Linked DNA regions of Homo sapiens: regions 1 and 3 are each linked to region 2. Evidence: chromatin loops called from intact Hi-C (ENCODE). Cell type or tissue: ascending aorta. All regions are shown on one strand. Each heading gives the region's core, and the rest is flanking DNA. Links, peaks and the distances in the headings are about the cores only. Region 1 overlaps LOC105369673 (a long non-coding RNA gene). Region 2 overlaps PTPRO (protein tyrosine phosphatase receptor type O). Region 3 holds the start of LINC01489 (long intergenic non-protein coding RNA 1489).

Evidence for each region. A loop is a pair of places that touch in the nucleus more often than their neighbours do. Peaks named below come from ENCODE experiments on the same cell type or tissue, not always from the same donor. Only the 100,000 strongest peaks of a DNase experiment are listed, where the experiment ranks them.
Region 1: it touches region 2 in a loop (8-fold over the local background); 94 of 110 quality-filtered maps call a loop at or near these places.
Region 3: it touches region 2 in a loop (4-fold over the local background); 10 of 110 quality-filtered maps call a loop at or near these places.

What each region holds. Positions count from the first base shown.
Region 1 is chr12:15,271,954-15,279,960 of GRCh38, forward strand. All of the region lies in intron 2 of LOC105369673 (a long non-coding RNA gene), which reads right to left. Among named protein-coding and RNA genes, the nearest start is that of PTPRO, 47 kb to the right of the region's middle. In ascending aorta, for the core only: a CTCF peak has its summit at 4,328 (motif pointing right); DNase peaks (open chromatin) are centred at 2,738 and 4,306; H3K27ac peaks cover 5,000 bases.
Region 2 is chr12:15,518,400-15,526,406 of GRCh38, forward strand. PTPRO (protein tyrosine phosphatase receptor type O) reads left to right here. Exons shown (of 27, transcript NM_030667.3): 10 at 1,802-1,913; 11 at 6,415-6,566; 12 at 7,743-7,863. Among named protein-coding and RNA genes, the nearest start is that of PTPRO, 200 kb to the left of the region's middle. RefSeq lists enhancers at 7,159-8,007, 7,887-7,956. In ascending aorta, for the core only: a CTCF peak has its summit at 4,374 (motif pointing left); no DNase peak of the experiment used is centred there.
Region 3 is chr12:14,998,117-15,006,123 of GRCh38, forward strand. LINC01489 (long intergenic non-protein coding RNA 1489) reads left to right here and starts at 3,717. Exons shown (of 4, transcript NR_120466.1): 1 at 3,717-3,790; 2 at 4,819-4,919; 3 at 6,984-7,090. In ascending aorta, for the core only: no CTCF peak of the experiment used is centred there; a DNase peak (open chromatin) is centred at 4,195; H3K4me3 peaks cover 594 bases.

The DNA.
Region 1 (8,007 bases), core at 1,989-6,988, 250 kb before region 2:
TTCTGATCTCTCTCCTAAGTCCTGTGTCTGTGTGCACTCAAAACAACATTGGTAGAGCCAAGTTAAATCCTCCAATATGATGTCAGGTCAGGAGCATAGCTTGAGACTTCTGTTTTCATCGTGGCTCTGCTACTTACTACCTATGTGACTTGGAACAAACTTTGGTGTCCTCCTTATTACTCCATTTCTCATCTATAGAATGGAAGATATTAATACACACCTAACAGAGTGGTTGTCAGGATTAGATGAGTATATATAACACTCATCTACACAAACATTTACCATATAAAATACCATTCCATGATAGTGAATGCTACCATGAAAGTTGTGCTAACCAGAACTAATATTATCAGGAAGTATAAGGAGGCTTAGCTTCTACATGTATAAATCTGAGTATTGATATGATATTGTCAAGACTCTCTTCCTCTCTTAGTTCTGCTTTTTATTTGCGCTGATCTTATTTTCAGGGTATCTGTTTGTGGTAGCAAAATGATTGGCAGTAGCTTCATCTTCTGAGCAACCACAGCAGGAGAAAAAAAAAAAAGGAGTATATCTTTAAAGGTGCTTCAATATAAATCCCAGAATTAGTTCTGATTGGCCCTAACGGAATCATGTGACTAGTCCCTAAACCAATCACCATGTTCAGAAGACTACAAGCCTCTTATTGGACAGTCTGGAAACAGAAGCAAAATAAAATTCGGGGAAATAGAAGTGAAAAAGCTGGCACAAATAACAAGCAAAAGCTTCCAGAAACATCATCCCGTTCAGCTGCATCCATCCTGTACAAAGGAGTCTGGTGAGGGGGCCCAAGCAGCTGCTGAAATCCAGCCAATTCCCCTCTTGTCCCACCTAACTGGGAGCCGAAGATCCTCAGGTGTCCTTTGTGCTAGGTGTGGCCCTGATCACATTCCCTTCCCCACTCCATGTCCCCAGGCCATGAGTAGGGCTAAGCTGAGAGAAGGAGAAAAGCTTTGAACTAAAGGGGAGATAAAAGTCTTATTTTTATTTGACGAGGCATTTTAATACCTAAAAATTACTAATTTTATATATACATAAAATATATATATACATATAAACGCATATATATAAAATATATGTATATATTACATATAACTAGTAATTTTATATAGTAATATATAACTACTATATATATAACTAGTTATATATATAAAAAATATATATATATATATATATTTTTTTTTTTTTGAGACGGAGTCTCGCTCTGTCACTCAGGCTGGAGTGCAGTGTCGTGATCTTGGCTCACTGCAAGCTCCGCCTCTCGGGTTCACGCCATTCTCCTGCCTCAGCCTCCCGAGTAGCTGGGACTACAGGCGCCCGCCACCACGCCCCGCTAATTTTTTGTATTTTTAGTAGAGACGGGGTTTCACTGTGTTAGCCAGGATGGTCTCGATCTCCTGACCTCGTGATCCACCCACCTCGGCCTCCCAAAGTGTTGGGATTACAGGTGTGAGCCACCGCGCCCGGCCGTAATATTCTTATAATACCTAAAAGGGACTGGAAAACTGTGGAATCACCAAGATACATTAAGGGATGAAGACAAATAAGACAGAGCAAACCCGAAGGTAGTAGTTGGAAGAAAAACATAAGACTGTGTTCAGGTTGTGCCTGTTAAGTCAGCTCATTCACTAAAGCTGGTTACTTGTGGGCATGATGGTCTCTTTACAGCATTGCAGAATTTAAAAATTTGTATAAAGAATATATTTATCACTAGGCACGCACCAGGAAACAAAGTTTCATTTCTCTGAAAAACTAACGGAGGCCGAGGAAGGAAGCCAATATTTATCGATGTGAACCATGAACTCAGCCCTGTATCTTCTTGATCCCCTGGAATGCTCCCAAAGATCCTGAGACATGTTATTGTTTCACATTTGAGGAAACTGAGTCTCAGAGATGATAAGTGATTTAACCCAATTCAAAGCAATGGTGTGGGGAGGGTCAAATTTAGTCCATTTTGATGAAAGCGTATTTAATTTCTCATCTCCCATTGTGTGAAAGTGAAAGCAGTTGTAAGATGGGCCCCATCTAAATCTCCACAGTCTCTGGGCACTTACTTGGGAACCCACACATTAGTCCCTCAAACTTTAATCTGCCGGGAGTCACCACACAGCTTTGACCTAGGTTAAAGTGAACTGAAACTGAAAAGGGTGTTGTGTAGTCCAGTTTCTAATCCAAACAGCTGAAGAACAGGGTGTGCGCCATAAATCACTGACCTTCACAACAGTGAACTTTTAATGTGGAGGCAGAGAATTTTTTTCATATTTGTGCAAAAAAAATTTAAGTTAAATTTTTGTGTTCAAATTCCATGCTTGTTCCTGGGGAAGGTGTGTATTCACTGGTGGAAACATTCTCCTTTTCTCTTTGCAGGAACTGCAAAGCCTACATACAAAGCCAAAAAATCTACTATCTAGCCCTTTTGTTTTAAAAAAAAAAAAAGAAAGAAATGCCAATCCCTGTCCTAGAGCACTGGTTGTTAAACTTGGTTGCACATTACCATCACCTGAGGAGCTTTTAAAATTCCAGATGCCCACACCACACACCAGACCAATTAATTCAGAACCTCACGGGGGTGGAACTAGGCGTCATTTTTAAAAGATCTCTGCTAAGTTGAGAACTCCAGAACAATGGTTTTCAAATATTGGTGCGCACAAGAATCACCTGACCTGACTGTCAAAAACGCAGTCCAGGGCCACATTTCCAGATTGTCTGATCTGATAGGACTGGCAGAGGCCCAGGAATCTACATCAGCACACCAGGGCTCATGACATAGGAGCCTCAGGACTTTATTTCAGAAGTAACCAAGGCATACGCCTTCTAATTTCATAAAACTTGCTTTATGAAAAGTTTCACATCAACTCAAGTGTTTACAGAACTATGATTTATAAGAATGAGTCATTACTACAAAGTACAACCTGTACCAGCAGTCCTACTCCTTACCATTAAAAATGATCCTGCACACAGAAAACATTTCACCCACATCCTATTTTACTTTACCTCTGAGTGTCATGACTGCAAAAAAGACAACGAGTTTCCCCAGAACAATTCATAGTCTCTATGATTGCCCTTAGGAGTTTGGTTTTTATTAGCATAGAAAGAAGGAATGAATAATTGTTAATAATTTGAAACATCTAGAAATACTTGTATTCCTCTGACTGTGCTTAGGGTTGCTTTAAAAACTAGCAGAACAAAAAGCTCATTTTTATTCAACTGCAATATTTAAAAATTAATAATAACTGAACTTTTAGGACAGCAGTGTCGGTGACCAAAATTTCTAATCAAATTATGATAAATGTGTACCAAACCCATTGTTTTTACAGGGTCTCTGTACTATCTGTGTAATGGCAGGGACCTTAAATCAGTAGTTCCCACATGACTTCAGTTTCTACATTTGCAGGACCTGTGTGTGGCAGTGGCTTTTCAGATTCCTCCTCCTTCTTTGGGCATTACTAGGATAAATGTAATTAAAGTAGTCAGTGAGATCCTCATTAAGCCTGCCTTTCACATCTACTGAGATCCTAGTGGAGTTTCATATAGGTCTTTCACAGTCTCATGGAGGAATCACCATCTTATCACTTATTTTCCTTTTTTTTTTTTTTTTTTTTTTTGACAGGATCTCACTCTGTCACTCACGCTGGAGTGCAGTAGTACAATCTCAGCTCACTGCAACCTCCCTCTCCTGGGTTCAAGCGATTCTCCTACCTCAGCCTTCTGAGTAGCTGGGACTACACCCAGCCAATTTTTGTATTTTTAGTACAGACAGGGTTTCACCACGTTGGCCAGGCTGTTCGGTCTTGAACTCCTGACCTCAAGTGATCCACCTGCCTCAGCCTCCCAAATTGCTAGGATTACACACCTGGCCTATTTTTCTTTCATTTACCCTCATGTCTACTAAAGGCTTGTTGGGATCCTGACTGATATCTGCGCAGTCAGGCAACGGGAGAAAAGTGAAGGAAAGCACACGTGAGATATTGATTGATTGGTTTTGCTTCCTAAAATTCAAAGACATCAAAATATCCAATAGAAAACCTAGCACATCCTTTCTAGTAGCAGTCATTTGGCTGCATGGATTAACAATCCAACCTTCCACCGGATGAAATAACTTTTGGGAAAAAATGAAAATTTTTTTTTTCCAGAAGAGAAGATGCTAAGCACCAAAGAGATGAGCTGGAAGGAAGGTCAGTTTTTCCCCAGTGCATGAAGAAGACTGATTCTAAAGCAAGGAATTCCTGGCAACTTGGCGGTTCTTCGCTCAGTGTCAGAATTTTAAAAACTAACAAATGTCATATTTCAGTTGGCCACAAGATGGCAGGATTTCGGCACATTCCCACAGATAATGGCCTCCTCTTCCCATCAGGATTAATGGATGGTAGTGATTTAAGCGTGACACTCTCTTCTCAAGAGACTTCATACTCTCATAAATGAAATACGAATATGGTTCAAGGACTTATGTTTTATAGTTTTAAAATACCAAGAGTCAGCGATTCACATAATATAACTGGCATCCACAAATGCTAAAGCTATGGAAAAGGTTCTAGTTTTGTTAATGGGCCTCTCATCTATCTCACTGGATGAGGCCTGGGAACCACCTGGACTCTGTTTTCCTTTGCTAAGCCTTTCTCAGAAGGAGCAAGTCTTGCTGCTACTGTGGACACACAGCTTCTGGGAGTTCCACAGGACCACGTGCGGAGAAAGGAAGGGAAGCAAACTTTGAAGGTGGAAATAAAGGAAAAGGTTGTGGGGGAAAAGAGAATGTTTTCACTTTGAGTTAAAAAAAAAAAAAGAGGGACAAAGAAGTGTCCAGTAGGGTACAGCCTGTCAGAAAACCCCAGACTGTGATACAGCTCTAACATATCCATTCATTCGTTCATTCATTTGTCCATCCGGTATTTATTAAGCAATTGTGTCTCAAGGAATGGAAAAAGGGGAAAAAATATTCTACCCTGAAAGAGCCAGTCCATTAGAACATTTCTTGAAAAGACTGAGAAAAAGAAAAATTCCATATGATAACTAGACTAAAACAAAAGAAAACTACAGAGCGATTGGAAAAGGAATTGGCAGAATTACAAACCATGTGAAGAATGAAGAGGGCGCCCTGCAGGGGTTATCAACAAGGAGTAATAGGGGGCCATGAGATCAGATAAAAAGTTAGAAACTGGGTGCTCCTGGGGAGTTGGGGGTTGAACATTTATTCGTAGGAAGGTTGGGACCCCATTTGGTGGGAGGAAGTTGGGACTGGAATTAGAAACAACAACAAAAAGTACTTGAGTTTCATCAGAGATTTCAGGACTGGCTCGTTGTATGACCTTGAGCGATTAGCTAAATCTTTCTAAGCTTCAATTCCTTCATCTGTAAAATGGATCCTGCAATAACTAACTAGGGGAGCTAATAAGGATGATAAAGGTGAAAACATAAGGGAGTGTGCCTGGAATAGAATTGTTCATTATATAATGTCAGTTGTTCTTCTTCCCTGTTGGACCATTTAAGAAAGTTAGCAAAAAATATACGGAGAGCAGGGCCCTCCGTGCTGAATAGCTAAACAGACACACTTTGATCCCAGAAGCCCAGCTCCTCCCCGGCACTCATACCTGCAGTAAAGGCAACGGTGATGGATTCCTGGCCTCAGAAATCCTGAGCTAGATTGATAGAGGCCCTATGCTGCATTCCACCAAGAGGCATGGAAACACACTGTTTGCCTTTTTATATAAACATATATACATGCTCCTCATGATAAGGAGAAAGAGAGAGAGACAGAGAGTTTAAACTATGAACCCTCTTTACACAGTACAATCCCATACTCCTGTTCATGTAACCACACAGCAGGCTGGGTTGTGGTCTCCTAGTTTTGACTGATGCGTGTGTGTGTGTGTCCGTGTGTGTGTGTCTGTGTCTGTGTATGTGTGTGTGTGTCTGTGCCTCTGTGTGTGTATATCCTCATATATGCATGTCCATGTACCTGTACCTGTAACTCAGATGCTGGCCATCTCCAGATGAACCCCATCTTTTCCCCTTTCCAACCTGGAAGCTGATGGTAGCATTTTTCTACACTCTACACAAAGGAAATTCACTCCACAGAGCATTAGGAGTGATGCAGAATTTGCTGAAGTCTTCTTCACCCTATGGCAATTCTTTTCTAAGTCTTCCTTCACCACCACCACCAGTTGGGAATTTGCTTCTCTTTGACCTTCCCTAACACTGCACCGAGCCTTGAACCTGCCCACTGCCCTCCTTTATAATACTGAGCCTCTGCCTCCTTCCCCTTGAACTTCAGCCCTCAGGCTGAGGCACTTTTCTGATGTACAAGGGTCTTTTCAAAGCTTCTTTTCAGCAAAGATGATCCCTTCCTAAAAATAATTTCTGTGCCAGTTATCATAAAGATTAATAATTTTCTCCACATTATAATGTCTATATGACTATAACCGCATACATTATTACATATAGAAATGTTTTTAACATGAAATGGAATCATATGATCATATCATGCATATTGTTTTCTGATTTTCAGTTGCTCCTCAATTATATATTTTGTGTATCTTTCCAACTTATTAGAAATAAGTCAAACTCATTTTTTTAAATTACTGAATAAAATTAGTACTTTAATGTGAGACAAGGTCAATTTCTTTGTGCTGCAATTTTGTTATTGACAAGATAGAACATAATAACACAGAGTTATAATGAGAATTCCTCAGCTACAATATTAGAGACCTTCAGTTGCTTAGAAGAAGTGAGATACTTAAATAATAAAAATTACATTAGCTATATAAATAATGCTAATAAAAGTTGCTAATATTTCATCAGCATTTTTCTATGTGCCAGGACCTATTCATACTCATTTATATGCAACAACTCATTTAATCCTCATAGCAACCCTATGAAGGAGATACTATTATTATTCCCATTTTATAGATGATCTTTCTGAGTCATGGGAAAGTCAGTAAATTGCTCAAGGCAACATAGCCAATAAGTGACATTGCCAAAATGCGTGAGTCTGGCTCTAGAGTCTGTGTTGTTAATCACTAAACCATCTATCATCATCTCCAACAGGAAATACTTTGTACAGGCTTGCTTGCCAGGGACCTGAACTGGCTGTCGTTGACCAAATTTAATAAACGTGCTCACTGCAAGTGGCGCTCCAGCTGATCCTGGCTTGGGGCTCTCTGCACTGCTCCAAATCAGGCAGCCAGGCCAAAAGAAGATATGTAGAGTCCATGGGGAACAAAGCGAGGCAAGGTCTGCTGAGCAAGGCATGGCTTAGAGGGAAAAGTGGGGTTGTGGGGAGAAGCTACAAGGAGACAGAATAAAATAATGAAGAGGAGTGCTGCCAGGCACCTGGCCCAGCTGAGGAAGCCTCTGAGGTGCGCATGCCAAATCTCAGCAGCTCCAAGCCCAGCTCCCAGAATAGCTGGAAGGAGGCACACTGCCAGCGAGCCACTTATTACAGCCAGAGCTGGGAGCACTTAATCAGATGCATCCGGTTTGTGTTCACAAGATATTAGGCGGAAATATGTGGTCAACTGCAATGAATTGGCATGCCCTGTAGTGGGCCAGCCATTGCCGGAAGCCATGTCTCCCACAAATTGAAACCTAATCTTTCTCTCCTCTAAGTGCCTGCCACAACTAACTGATTATGTACATTTAATCTCTGTCTGATATACTATCTAAGGAAGAGGAAATATTTCTTTTTTGTGATGGCTCTATGGAATTGAGAGTGCATAAAGCTAGTAGGACCACATACATGGAACACCCAGGGCAGGTATCCATCAGATAAGGCCAGTCTCCGACCTCCAGCAGGTTACTACACAGTGAATGTCACCTGATGCATCAGGCCCAGGAAGGCTGGCATAGAAAACGTGAAAACATCATGGAGAGGGTTAAGATGACCCTAAGGATTGCTGCCAGGAATTCCCACAAATGACATATCATTGTTGCTAGTTGGCTCCAAAGTCCTCCTGAATTAAGAGCTAACAGTTGGCGATCTCAGTGTATTTGGGG
Region 2 (8,007 bases), core at 1,511-6,510:
GGGGCTTCCATGAAGATCTCTGACTTGACCTGGAGACATTTTCCCCATTGTCTTGGGGATTAACATTCAACTCCTCATTACTTATTCAAATTTCTGCAGCCAACTTGAATTTCTCCTCAGAAAATGGGATTTTCTTTTCTATCACATTGTCAAGCTGCAAATTTTCCAAACTTTTATGCTCTGTTTCCCTTTTAAAACTGAATGCCTTTAACAGCACCAAGTCACCTCTTGAATGCTTTGCTGCTTAGAAATTTCTTCTGCCAGATACCCTAAATCATCTCTCTTAAGTTCAAAGTTCCAAAATCCCTAAGGGAGGCACAAAATGCTGCCAGTGTCTTTGCTAAAACGTAACAAGAATCACCTTTGCTCCAGTTCCCGACAAGTTCTTCATCCCCATCTGAGACCACCTCAGCCTAGATTTCATTGTCCATATCATTATCAGCATTTTGGTCAAAGCCATTCAACAAGTCTCTAGGGAATTCCAAACTTTCCCACATTTTACTGTCTTCTGAGCCCTCCAAACTGTTCCAGCCTCTGCCTGTTACCCAGTTCCAAATTGCTTCCACAGTTCTGGGTATCTTCTCAGCAGCACTCCACTCTCGGTACCAATTTACTGTATTCATTCGTTTCCATGCTGCTGACAAAGACATACCCAAGACTGGGCAATTTACAAAAGAAGGAGGTTTAATTGGGCTTACAGTTCCACGTGGCTGGGGAAGCCCCACAATCATGGCGGGAGGCAAAGAGGAGCAAGCCATGTCTTACATGGATGGCACCAAGCAAGAGAGCTTGTGCAGGAAAACTCCCCCTTACAATAGCCATCAGATTTCATGAGATTTACTCACTATCATCAGAACAGCACGGGAAAGACCTGCCCCCATGATTCAGTTATCTCCCACTGGGCCCCTCCCACAACACGTGGGAATTCAAGATGAGATTTGGGTGGGGACACAGCCAAACCATATCACATAGGTATGGCTATTTTCAAGTTTTTTTCATTGTTTTTGCTTTTAGGTTTTGGGATTCTCTTTTGTTTTGAGAGGGAGAGAAAGAGATAATTGTGTGAAGCTAGCTGTCAACTCTAATTGAATGTATTTGTTAATCAACATTTTTTCCTAAGCACAGAATAGAGCAATCAAGTGCTTACTGCTTCTCCTGGATCCTGGGGAGGAACACAAAGAGATTTCCCTTTGGCATTCCATAGTTAGTTGACACTGCCTAATTTTAATGATGACTTTTCATGGCATCTACAGATCAATTAAATACCTCTAATGTCAGGCTTTTAGAGGATGTTTTTTAAGAAAACAGGTAAAAATTGCTCTTTCTGAAATTGAGATAATTTTGAAAAGTGTGGGTTACCCATGGGCTATTCACAAAGTACACAATTACCCTCTACCCAGTTGAAGACTCTGAAGGACTCCTGTTCGTGGTTTACACTGAAAAAACACTGAGTTGTGAGAGGTTACTTGTCTTAGAAATAGGGAGAAATGTATGTACAGTCACTTATAAATAAGGACTGTTTCGCATGTGTAATATTAGGAAATTGCAAAATCAAACAAATATTGGAAATCTTTGGCTCTATATCTTTAAATCACTTTTAAAAATTTATATTTTTGTATTTTACTTTATGTCTCATTTCATTCTAGAAAGAATATTTTATTATAGTAAATTTAGGAAACACAAAAAGACAATATAAAGGAAAATTAAAATTACTTATTAATTTTTTATGAAAGTAAGTCTACTCCAAAAATAGTACTTTCTCCCACAGTCTTTTGTCTCCTTGCTTGCTTTTCTCATTCAGAGAATAGCTAATCTGCTGCCAGCATGGTACTACAACTTCCGGGTTACCATGGTGACGTGGGGAGATCCAGAATTGAGCTGCTGTGACAGCTCTACCATCAGCTTCATAACAGGTGAGGCATGTGTGGGGAACAGTTCCACAAGGAGAGAGCATTATTGTGAGGAGTTACCAAGGTTCCAAATCTCTAGAAAGTGCCAGTCATTCACCCAGCACTGGGTGAGCATCAATTTCATGGGAGATAATATTGATTCTGATCATTCATTATTTTGTTTAGTTGATAATCTTTAGAAATCAAAATACCATTTTTATTTTGTGTTACCACCGTTGACTTATTTTTATTCTGAGGCACTGACCTTGATTAATGTACTCTCCGGCTGGGATTGATTAGAATAGAAATATGGCAGGCACAGCCATCAGCTTCACACTGCACAGTCGATTGATTTTACCCATATGATGATTATATTTGTTAGAGTGCCTCCATTTTCTTATTAATTAAGCCATTTTTAAAGTCATAGGCTGACTGTAGTAGGGTCCCTTGTGGAAATTAAAAAATAGGGTTTAGAGACAGGTAGATCTGGATTTGAATAGACCCTCCGCATACCACATATAACCTTGAGCACGTTAACTTTTCTAAATATGTTTTTTTTAATGTGGAAAATGGGGATGATAATAGTATCAGTTATCTGTTATTATTTATTACAACTTCATTATTATATAAGCTACTTTGCAAAATACACGACACAAAGTTTAAGCACTTAAAAAACAATTAGTCTTAGATCCTCGGAAACCTTAAATTATGTAGTTGCATCATCAGTAGTCAGAGATAGCAATGAAAAGGGGAAATTCATCAAAGAAACACTAACCCTTGTGGTTTGAACTAAGACGTTTCAAGAACCTTTTATCGAACGACAAGGTTGTAATTAGAGTTGTCCTGAGAAAACAGAGGAGAAAAATACCGCTTAGAGGAATAATTTTGGCAAATAGTTTCCTCAGTAGACATCTAGTTTACTCTGTTGAAATGTATGAGAAAAAAAAAAAGTGGAAAGAAATCAATCATCTGTGAATTCTTACACAATTAACTTACATAAGCATGTCTCTTTTCTTTACTAGCCAATATCCAGAGCACTTTTTGTTCCAGATGTTAATAGTAATATTAGAGCAGAAAACTGAAAGAATACCCAAAAAGGAGAAAATAGCAGTTACTTGGCAAGCGCTGTTAGTCTTTTGCCTATAATGATAATCACATATTTAATTATAAGTAAACTTCACTGTATCAATAATTCTTATAATTTAACTATATTGATGTAAACTTTCTGAGAATGCTCTTTCCTTCTCACCAGGACAGTTGTCTGGAAAAAGCTCAGATGTAACATCTCAACCTGGGACTGCTCAATTCCAGCTGTCAAACTTTGAATTATCTTAACGATTCTGGGCTTCTATTTTCTCACCGGTAGAACCCCCTAAAATGTCAGCTAAATAGGCACTAAAGCCTACTTAGAGACAACTGATTAGTAGAGCAAAACTTAATATATTGAACACCACCCTGACAGTCTTTGCACTGTCTTTTAAGGGGGAACAAAAGAAATGAAATATTAATAGGATTTGGCTTCCTGGCTCAAGTGGTTTAAGGTATGCCTTTCAAGATGGAAAACTGACTAGGATTGGGCATAGTTTATAACAGTTTAAATGGACATAGCAAGTGTGGATCAATAAACTATGGTTAATAGACAAGCTACTTACCTGGTAAGCAGTCTGTTGTCACCAATGTATTGATGTTGATGATTTTCTATCTTTTCCTGGGTCAAATAAATAAGTGATGCTGAACCAGCAGTCTACAGGTATTGTCTCAGCATATTGACAGAGATGGTCTCAATTTTCACATCTATAAAATGGGTATAATAATAATAAATACATAATAATAAATACCTCACAGTATGTGTGAGAATTAAATCATGTAATGTAAGTCACTATTATAATAGATTATTGTCTTTTTTATACTTATTTTCTAAACATATTGAAAATTCTAGTAGGTTTTATTTTAACCTTCTTTTTTTTTTTTTTACTTTTACTTTAAGTTCTGGGATACATGTACAGAACATGCAGTTTGTTACATAGGTATACATGTGCCATGGTGGTTTGCTGCACCTATCAACCTGTCATCTAGGTTTTAAGCCCCGCATACATTAGGTATTTGTCCTAATGCTCTCCCTCCCCTTGCCCCCACCCCCCGACAGTTCTCATGTGATGCTAATACTTATAACAAACATTCATAACTAGGTATGCTTTCAAAAATAATCATTCACTGAAGAATTTGTAATATATAAAGTAAAAACGCGTGTGTGTGTGATTTTTTTTACCTTCTTATTTAAAGCAAATAAGAATCTCATGCTTAACTTTCCTATGCTTTGAATTTTCCAAATTGTGTGGTGTAAAAGAAAATAGGAACAAAATATTTGAATTAGGTGTGATTTATTAGGAACTCAAGTCTACCATCTTTGTTAGGCAATTCAGTTGGCTAGCCCTCAATCATAGTAATTATGCGGAGGGGCCAAAGTATTAATAAACAAATAGTGACATCTTGTGGCCTTCCAGCAATATGCTAGGTTTTAAAGCAACAACATGGAAATAAAAATCTGACATGTGAGAGGAAAGATATATACTTCTGGGTTTGCAATTTTAAAGATGTTTCTTTTCCTCACTAAAATTAGGACATGAGAAAATACCCTTTGAAGAAATATATGCATAGGTTCTTGTATATGACGAAATATGTTGGAATATATTAGGAGGCTATAAGGAAGCCAAGGTTATTTTCCTTTAGTAGAATATTCTGAAATATGATGTAGATTTGTGTTACTTGTTAGATGCATTGATGATCTTTCAAGATTTTATTGCTAAGCATACTATATAAGTGCTACTCGTATTTCACATGAAACAAATGCATTTTTACTTCATATATTACAAATTCTTCAGTGAATAATTTTGAAAGCATAGCTAGTTATGAATGTTTGTTGTAAGTATTAGCATCACATTAGGGGAAATGATTCTTTATAGAAAATTTCCATAGATTTTAGTTGACATTGTGCTGTATCTCAGAATGGAACACCGACTGTCTTCAAACCAACATACACCTGGAATTTAAATTCAATTGTGTATTTGTTTTTTAAAATAATCAGAGTTAGCAGTTACTTTAAAAAGGTAATTAAAATGTTTTCAGAGCCTATATAGTATAAAGCTTGTGATGAATTCTCTTCCCTCGTTGGCAAATTTTTTATTTTATTTATTTACGTTTTTTGGCTGGGCGTGGAAGCTCACGCCTGAAATCCCAGCACTTTGGGAAGCCACGATGGGTGGATTGCTTGAGCCCAGGAGTTCAAGACAAGTCTAGGCAATATAGAAAGACCCTGTCTCTACAAAAAATATAAAAATTAGCTGGATATGAAGGCCTGTACCTGTAGTCCTAGCTACTTGGTAGACTGAGGCAGGAGGGATGATTGAGCCTGGGAGGTCGAGGCTGCAGTAAGCTGAGATTGCGCCACTGCACTCCAGCTTGCGTGACAGATTGAGATCCTGCCTCAAAAGTAAAAATAAAATAAAATAAAAGTAATTTTTTTTTTTGAGGCAGGGTCTCACTCTGTCACCCAGGCTGGAATGCAGTGGCAGGCTCATGCCTCACTGCAGCCTGGATCTCCTGGGCTCAAATAGTCCTCCCACCTCAGCCTCCCTAGTAGGTGGGACAACAGGGTGTGCCACCATGCCCAGCTGAATCTTCTAATTTTTTTGTAGAGATGGGGTTTTGCTATGTTGCACAGGCTGGTCTTGAACTGGACTCAAGCGATCCACCCACCTCAGCTTCCCGAAATGCAGGGATTACAGGCATTCCCTGCTTAAATTTTTAAAAATTTAAATGCATAAGATGATAAAGTAGCAAGCTCAGTGTTAGAATTTAGCTTCGTGGCTAAAAAAAAAAAAAAAAAAAACTTGTTCTTCCCTTCTTTCTCTCTCTCACTACTCACTCAGCAACATTTATTAAGAGCCTGTTTTCTGCAAAGCACTGGGCTAGACACTGTCAAAAATAATGTCTTGTTATTTTATGCAAATAACATTTGTCTTCTATCCTGCTTGTAGTACTATGATCTTCTATCTTCCTACCCTTGTATCCTACTGTTCTTTATTCCCATAAACACCTTTGCTGCAAGTAAATGAAAGAGACTTAGTTTGCAGGACTCTAAGTTTTTTAATCCTACTTGGCTAATAACTCCACTGATACCTATTAATATTAATTGGTTGATGTAACAAAAATATACCCAAACAAGTGAACTTTTTAGGAATTTTGTAATGGTGACATTTATCCAAAAGACTTTGATATCCTCAGGTACAGATGGGTCTGGGGGTCTTGTATCTTAGATATACAAGATGTGGGATCCCATTAAACAAGTGCCCATCCTGTATCACCATCCTTCACTGTTATTGAGAGGTCCTGAAGTTACCGGGACTATCGTGTGCTGTGAATTCTAATTCGCTAAGTTGACTCTATATGGGATTTCATGCTCTGCTGGTAAGTACTTTATTTATCCATCTATTATACTAAATTGTGCCTCGTTTCTCCCTTGTAGCCCCAGTGGCTCCGGAAATCACTTCTGTGGAATATTTCAACAGTCTGTTATATATCAGTTGGACATATGGGGATGATACAACGGACTTGTCCCATTCTAGAATGCTTCACTGGATGGTGGTTGCAGAAGGAAAAAAGAAAATTAAAAAGAGTGTATGTTTCTTTGAATGCCAGCATTGTGTGTCTGTAAATTTAGTTTTATGAACTATTGAAAACCACTAAGCAATCATTTATTGACACGTCAAATGTTTGCATACCAGTTGTCTGTTTTAGGCTCTGGAGATAAGACAGTGAACAAAAATTGAATTCTTCCTTTCATAGAGCTTACCGTTTAATCTTTAACAGTGAGATGTAAGAGCTCCAACTATTGATTTCATTTATATTTAGAATTATGATTTGAGCTTTTTCTTCAGGATGCCAAACATTTTCAAGAAAACTACAATTAACGTGTTTCCCATTTTTTCCCATATATCACCGACACCTAAAGATTTGGGGACCTTGGGACTACTGATTTCTTTTCTCCAAAATACGCTTTTGGATGTTTATTGATAAGGGGACAGACTAAACTACTGTAATAAAGAAACAAACAAAAAGAGAGTGGCTCAAACAAAATAGAAGTTTATACCTCTCCCATGATAGCACAGGACTAACCAGGCACTTCTGCTTTAAGGGGTCACCCAGGGAGGCAAATTCTGTTTTGTTGTTCCATCTGCCACTATGCATAGTCCTTGTCTCTAGAGAGGAAGCTTTATCACCATTACATGCATGTTCCAGCCTGCAGGAAGGGGAAAAGAAAAGGGATGATGTGGAAGCCCAGCACTTACAGGATGTGAACTGAACTGTCATTTGTCCATGTGACTTCTACTTACAATCCACTGATCAGAGCTGGGTCACATCATCCCCTCTAGCTGTAGGAGAGGATGGGAAATAACAATGGCTGTTAGGTAGGAAGCCACACGTCTACAGATATGGGTAGGTTTCTTTTGAACGTCTTAGAATGTACATATCAGTAGCAACTCAGTAATTGTCTTTTCTAAAACCTGTTATCAATATGTGAGAAAATGTCAGAATGAGACCCATTCCAAATAAGGGAATTCATTGCAAAATTTTTCTGATGTATATAATGCATTATTAAGGCTACCTCACATTGGGCCCAGCTGAGGAATTTATAAAATTTTCAGAAGATATAACGTATCTATAATATAATCAATTGCAGACTGCTGCATAGAACAGAGAGGGAATGTGTCTGCTATAGTCCTTTAGTTGTTTGGGGTGGTGCACTGATTCATTCACTAAAAGTTTAAACCCTTGATTTTGATGATCTTGCAGGTAACACGCAATGTCATGACTGCAATTCTCAGCTTGCCTCCAGGCGACATCTATAACCTCTCAGTAACTGCTTGTACTGAAAGAGGAAGTAATACCTCCATGCTCCGCCTTGTCAAGCTAGGTAAGAAGAGTGCACAGAGATGGGTGTGAAATAATCACTAATGTTTGCATCATTCGATTCAGCAAGAGCTCCTCAATTCAATGAAATAATAACAGAAAAATGGCTAATTTTTTATGAGTAGAAAATAGACATTTGTACTAGCAA
Region 3 (8,007 bases), core at 2,046-7,045, 520 kb before region 2:
TTGTGTTTTTCTTTCTGGAATTGTTTATAATCATCTTTTATCACTGGCGCTCTAAAATTTATAGTTTTTTAAATTCATCCTACTCAGCAATAAGTGGTCTCTTTTCTGGTGAAAACTTTTGTTTTTCTCAGTTTAGGGATTTTTTTCCCCTGCTGTTTCTTTAATAATATCCTCTCCTCCAATTTTTTCTGTTTTTTTTTCTGTCTGAGATTCTAAGTCAAGTGATGGTTTCTCTAGTTCTCTTGTGTTTTCTCTCATGTTCTATTTCTCCTTATCATTTTGCTCATATTTGGGGATATTTTTATGACTGTATTTTCCTATCATTCCATTGATTTTTTTGTGTCCTGTTTTTAGTCTCTTTACAGTTCTCTGCTTGCCCCATTTTCTTAGCACCCAGAAAGTTTATGAATGTAAAATATTTCTCAGTGCTTGAGTTCTCTTTTTTTCTCCTCCAGTCATTGTTTCTTTTTATCTTCTTTTTTTCTTAATGCTGCTGGTTTTTCTCACATGTCTAATCGTCTTCGGGTTTGTCTCTTCCTATTTAAGAATGAAGGATGGGGATCTGGTATAGGCATCTCCTCTGATATACTGGTGTCCAGTACTGATGTCCAGATAGGCTATTCCACCAAGCGGAAATTCTGGTAGGGAGCTTTGTTTACAAGGGGGGAGTTTGTGGAATGGCAAGTTTAGCTTTAAAATGAGAAAATGTGGAGGTGGCTGTCAGATGGGGTTCCCCCAAAAGTCAGAATGAGGTGACTTCACTCTGGAGTAGGCCAACATCCCATTTGAAGTCTTAATTCCCCAGATGGCTTACAATTGTAAGCAGTGAGGGAGGTGGAGAGAGAGGAATTTAACTGGCATACCTCTTCTCTGTTTATATATTCAATAAATCCTCCTGTTTCCAGGCTCCAGACCAATTCCTCCCTCCTGAGCCCAGAGCCCCTCTAGAATATTCTAGTTGGCAGATCATGGCATTCCAGTCCCCACTCAGCCCCCTCATGGAATATTCCAGGCTATAACTTCTTTGCTGTGGTCCATCACCGTACTCCCATCTGTTTTCTGTCTTGCAGTGATTTATTGAAATCTCTCCTCTACTGGTTACTCTTCCCCCCATCCCTGCTGTTTTCTTGACTTTATGTGTGTGTTTCTGAACTATTGCATTGTGTTCTGGGAAGCACAGGACATAAATGTCTGCACCCAATCCAGCATCTTGAACAACTTGACAGCTTTCTTTTGATGTTAAATTGTTCTATTTCATTAGTGCTCATATGGTTTTCCGATTCTCACAAAATGCTCTTTCCTTCATGTTCTTTATGATGTTGGTTTCATGTAATGGAAATTATTGTACATCTACTTTTTAGAGTAGGAATTTACAAAGGAAGTTGGAGACAGTTTCTGCTCCTTCCAATCAATAAATCAAGGGCTAACTGAGGACCTCCATCTGCTCTGGAATGTAATATGCACTTATTAAGTGCTGTACAAGAAGACCACAAGAATGAAGGGATCAGGAATGACTTTTGGGTAGCCAATCACTAATGTCTGCCCTATTATTTCATAAATTGGCAGCATACTTTGAGCAAATAAATTCTTAGTCTTACAGATTTTTCTCACAAGTGTTTGCCAAGGTAGTTCATTGATTGATATTCATTCGCTTATTTATTCAACAAATATATTAAGCCTTACTCTGAGTCAGGCACTATGCACAATGTTAAGTAATGAAAACATGGCCCATTCCCTTAAAGACCTTCCAGTTGAGCCAGATAAACTGGCACAAAGAAAGCCTGAATCATTCTGAGGTTGGAAGGGAGCCAGAGAAGGCACATTATCTGCCAGGCACTGTCTTAGGTTTTGGGAAACAAAGATGAAAGAAACTCTTAGTCCAGTGGAAAGAGACAGATAAGTGGGATAAGGGATCTGATAGAGGTACCTGTTGTCCTAGTTCTTCTATTACTACTTCAGGACTATGAACCAGGTTGAGGGAATCATTGCTTTTCTTATCCATTTTAAAGGAGAAATCAGCTGTTTTGTACATGTAGCATCTTAAGCAGCTCAAAGTTCAAAGCTCAGGCCTTCAGAAACAATATTATTTGTTATCTCTTCAGGCTTTCCTTAGGCTTTGGTACACACACACACACACACACACACACACACACGCACACATACTCTTTCCTCTACCTCTAGTTCTGTGTATCTGAAGGCACCATCCCTTCTTTCTTCACTTCACCTCTCAGATTTTTTCAATATATTTCCTTATGTCAAAATTATCTTTCATATTTTAAACTCACGAAGGAGTTTCACGACTTCTTCACCTAATGAATACACACCTAGATCTGATATTCAGTTGATACGGCCATATAGGTAGTTCAGATATTGATATTTAAATGACGGGTTAATAACTCCTGTCATGATCCCCCTAGGCATCCCCCATATCCCTTCAACTTAGCCTCTTCTCACAATTAGAAGTTAATGGGCTAATGCCTAACACTGCATCGGACTTCTAGGACCTCACCTATTTATTGCCCATGCCTTATTGATTATTAAACATATTTAATATCTCTTCTGAGCTATTCACTAAGTACAGAGTTTGCAAAACTCAAATGCCTCCAAAGGCAAGTAGGTGATGGAACTGAGTGAAGCCAGCTATGTGAAACCAGAGATTGTGCCACACTTGGGAAAGCATGCGTCACTTTAGAGGTCATTTACATACAGTGGCCAGTATTATTAGATTTTCAGAAAAGGAGTGAAAAATGTTTTAATGTTAGGTATAAGAAGGAACATACTGAGAAGTGTGGTTTTAAAAAATCCCCATCCCCAAATAATTAAAGCTTCTATCCACAGCATGATCATCATTTCAGTATACATAATCTGCAGCTGCTGCATGGCATTTAAATGAAGGATTAGTAAATGCATGCTACAGCCTCAGTTATTTTTCTAACATAGGTCACCACAAGAAATATGTACACAACAGGTTTGATTTATATCCTCAATATTTCAGTAGTTATGGTGCCTTGAAGAAGCAAAACAAATTGGAGTCAAGACATTTGTAATATTTATTTTGCCTAAAGTAAAAAATATGACAGAATTAGAATAACCATCATTTGAAATTATTTCATTCAGGCAACCAACTATACGCTAAGATACAAGTAGGTGATTTTCCCCTGAAGTTTGAAAAGAAGGACCAGTCTCTGAAACATGTCCTCTGGTTTTCTACTTCTCCCAAATATCTTCTCTTGCAAAGTTCATCATTAAAGCTCTTTGAGGATTATTTCAGACCCCTACATGCTATGTCTGGGACACAAGAACAGTCTTAAAGAGAATGTCCTGAAGCTCATCCACCTCAGTGTGCAGGGCTGGAGCTCATGTATATGTACTTTGGCTCTCACCAGAAGTGGTGAATCTTAGGGTTCTGGGTCTTATTGTTTTAAGAGATATGATGTGAGCCAGGCTGCTTAGTATGAACCACCGACAGATGAAATGATGGCTTATGAAAGAAAGTTAATGTAAAATATTAGCCCATGTGAGCTAGCATAATCAGTTGTTTTTATTAAAATGTTATGTGTTTGTTGCATTAGGAAAAGGAAGTGGATTGGATACCCCTTTGTTCCCACATATCTTCAGTCTTTTTACACTTAGCACTACCGGCTATTTTTAGCATGCTTGTTGTCTGCCTATCCTGTTACAACATCACCTCCACAAGGACAGGGAATTTGCCTGTGTTGTTCACTGTTATACCCACTCCACTTCCTAGGAAATGCCTAGAAATAGAAGGAACTCAGTAAATACTTCCTGGGTGAGTAAATACATGAGAAAATTATTTGTGTGCATGGATAGTTGCAAAGATCACTATGGCATAAGCAGAGGCTTCCCCACTCGGGTTACAGCAGTGCGGTTCTTTGTTTGCAAACTGCAGTTACCAGCTGAAGCATCTGCTGTGATTTTTTTTTTTAATCTACTTCAGTTTACTTGAAGGGTTTCCTAAGAAGACAGTGTGCTGGTTTATGAAGCTATTGTCTCTCTACTTCAAACCCACCTTTCCTTACTCAGCTTTATGGCACTGGGGCTGGGATGATAGGAAATAGAGTTTTGGCTGCCTGTGAGGCTTCTCTGAGAGGGAGGCACTGGATGCTTGCTGGAAGGCTAGAAAGGGAGGGAGGGAAGGAGAAGTCCCTGTTCCTGGCAGCGGCATCCGCCAGCAACAACCGCCCTCTCTTGGCAGCAGCAATTGGTCTGGTTCTAGTCTCCACCTTCTTTCTACACTTTTTCTGCAAAGTTACCCATAGCAGCCAGGCAGTGCCCTCTCCTCAGAGATCTGGTCCGAGTCTGACAATGGCTCTGCCGGGCATCTTCTCTGATTAGGGCAGCTTTCAGACAGCTGATTGCTCATTAGGAACACCTGGGACGGAACCGCAATTTCTTCCCTTTATTCTACCTTCTCTATTTAGCTTAGCCAATTCCTTATAACTGATTATAATTAATTTATAATACATTCCATCTGTTATAATATGCTTTCTAGTTTCCTGACCCGGACTCTGATGGATCATGTTCTTTATCCTACAGCTATGTGTGTTTCTGCAAATTCTATATTTCAAAGCTCTTAACAATTCACAAACTTGCAGGACTTCTTTTAATTTAATTTAAAATGATAGTGGGGTTTCTTTTAATTTAAAAATGTTTTTCTGTTGGTGGGTATTTAAACACATAAAACAAATAGAGATTTACACAAAATACAAATGCTCCAGTCTTACTTATCAATTTTTAACACATTTCCATCGGATTAATGTTCTCTTACTTTCAAACTCCCTCTTTTTAAAAATGCAGAACAGAAACCCCAATCGTTCATGAATTCTCAGAGCATCCCTTTCTGTGATAATAGAGTGGAGAAAAACTTCCTGTGGGTCTGCAATCCTATCCCCGCACAGGTAAAATACTTCTTTGTTTTTTCATGTGGAATATTTTGAGCAGTTTTCAGGATGTTCCAATCTCGACAGCCCACTCGCTTGTCCCTGTGGCGTCTGAGGGGATGCTGACACATGGAGTTTGAGAACCACACTTTAAGAAGTTGTTCTTTCCTGTGGGGCAGAATTAGGGCAGCTTTCCGACAGCTGATTGTTCATTAAGAACACCTGGGGTGGGACCAGAAGGAGGACAGAAAGTGCCATCTGAGATTGCAGAAATTCTCTTTAATTTCACAATTATGCCCATAGCAGGCTTTCTGTGGCAGAGTTGTTGACCTAAGGTTCAGAAGACAATCTGACTTGGCTAATGACAGCATTTTCTCATGATCTGCAAAACATGAAGAAATGATGCAGTGGGAAGGTTGAAGCCATCGGTATAGTGAGTTGCTTGACCTGCAGAGAAGTCATAAGTTCATTTATCTTCCTCTCAGCAATGACTTAAACTCCTGTCTATTGAGTGCCTCCGAGGCGCAAGACAGGATGCTAGGCACTTGATTCTTCACACACTTGTGGAGTAGGTATTATAATAAGAGCACTGATCACCAGTCTTGAGCTCATAATTAAATGCCCCACAACTAGAATGTGGTCGAGCTAGTCCTTAGTTAAATCTAGGGGTAAAGTCTGGTTGTTTTGACTTTTTTACCCTCCTTCCACCATAAAGCATAACATATTCTCACATGGAAACCTGCAGGGCAATTCCCCTGCTTTACATTAATGAGGGACAAATACGATTTGTGTCTTTTACTGTGTCTAATCTCCCACGGTTCTCACAGCTTCTTTTAAATTTATATGACTTTTCCATTTTCATAAAAAGATAGGATGCCGTTTCTTATCTTTTTGGATCAATGTTATGGTATCAGTATTGATTCTTAAAGAAGTCCTTTAGAGGTTCAGCTCTGAAGCTATTGATCATTCAAAAGTTCCTCCTTTATTTAATTTTCATGTCACTTCAGTCTTTGAAACTTTAGGTTTCACATTTCCTCTGTATGTAGCTTTCCAGTGGAAGACAGGGCTTTCTTTACTGTATTTCTAAAATTATGTAATTTGGGGGTACTTTATTTGGCAAACATGGATAGAATATTTATATGTTTGTGAACAATGTGCAATTCTTATCACAGTGTTACCTAAAATAGCTAACATAAAGAGTCTAATTTATAAATAAGAGAAATTGAAGCTTAGGGAGTTAACTGTTCAATGTAATTAAGTAGACTAACGGGTAGTAGAGCCGTGCCTCCAATCAAAGTCTATTCAAGGCCCAAAGCCTGTCCCCTAAACACTAACATCTGTCTGCCCCTCACATCCACTGTTTTCTCACCATCACTCAAAACTTGTCTCAGAGTGATGGCTTGCAGAGCACATGCCTGGTGCCCTGGTGTCCCCTGTTTGTTCACTCCAGGGCCGGTGGTACCATCTTGATGACCTCACATATCTGATCTAACTCTTTTGTAAGTGCTTATTTCTGTCACTCCAACTAGACAGGGGCTTTTCACTGTTTCATTCCAGCACTTGGCACAGTGAGTAGCACGTTGGTGTTTAACAAATATTTGTTAAGGAAATGGATGCATGATTCTGGGCTTGCCAAACATATGCTCAACTTTGCCTTCTGTGCCTACAACTACCTGGAGGAATTTCTGTCTGCTTCAACTACCAACAAATCTCTCTAAACAAGCAAATGGTGGTTGTCAAGTTGGTAATGGATATTTGTTGTTGATTAAGGTGATAAACTGAGGTAGAGAAATAACTTCTCTGATGATGTATAGGAGCAAAGAGAAATGCTCTTGAGTGGATACTTTTATAATTTTACATTTTACTGGGATTTTATTGGCTGTCTTATTTTGTTGCAAATGGCATAAACCCAACTCACACTAGCTTAGCAAAATGTATAGTTGTAACTTTGCAAGATGGAATATAGAGCCGGCTTCAGATCCTAATGTATCCCAGAGCCAAACAACCTTGTTTTGGTCTCTCTTTGTGTGTCCCTCCTTCTCTCTTTATTTACATGTGTTTCATACTGGGTTCATTTTGCAGAAAGGCTGTCACCATTTGACCAAAAGGGAGGACCAGGACAGAAGGACCATAAGTCAATGGTTTTCTTTAGTGTGCTGCCAGCAGAATCAGAATCACCTGGAAGCTGGGTGAGAATGCAAATTCTTGAGCCCTATCCAAGACCTACTGAATCAGAAACTCTGACACTAGGAACTAGGACTCTGTGTTTTCATAAGCCTTCCAGGTGGTTGTTGTGTACACTACAATTTGAGACCTGCTTGACTAAGGGTAGGAATTGAGTCCTCAAATAAATGGGCTTCATCAAGTGGCTTTCATGTACAGAAGTAGAAGAACATGGGAGACATTAATAGCTCAAAATGAGGGATTATATGTGTTTGGAATTCCTCTGACATGCAAGGCACTCACTTGAGTGCCTAATTAATCTACCTTAATTATACTCTTATCCCTATTTTGAGAGATCTTCAAAAAGAAATGGATTTGGAGGAGGTTTAGTAATATATGATATTTATTAAATTTTACCTTTAAGACTGTCAGAGAGAAACTGGAGGATGCTGGGGTCTTTGTTCCATCAGAGAAAAGCATTTGGCTTCAAAATCTCACATTTCCACTACAACTTTGGGAACTCTGTAACTTCCCAGTTTTATTCTTTAGCACCAATCTTTTCTTCTACAGTGATTAATAGTAAAATTGTTGAATGAAAAATTGTTAGTTAGTGTGGGGAGATAGCATAAAGAGGAAAAGGCTGGGGAGAACTGCAATCCACTTTGAAGCCAGCCTTGAGAAATAGGAATCTCCACAGATGAAAAGGGAAGTCACGGCTCAGAGGAGGGGGCACACTGCCTGTGTTCCTTGTGCCTCCAGGAATAGAGGGGCCCCAGGGACTACAAAGAATCCCCAGGGACCTCAGTTTCTTCAGAAGTAGTAGCAAGTCACTTCAGAATGTTATGCATTATCTGTCTTTTCAGATTTTAATCATCTTTATGTTTGCTTGGTCCTCAGTTAAAAAAAAATATTTCCCACATAGGACTAATGGAATTGTCTTTCT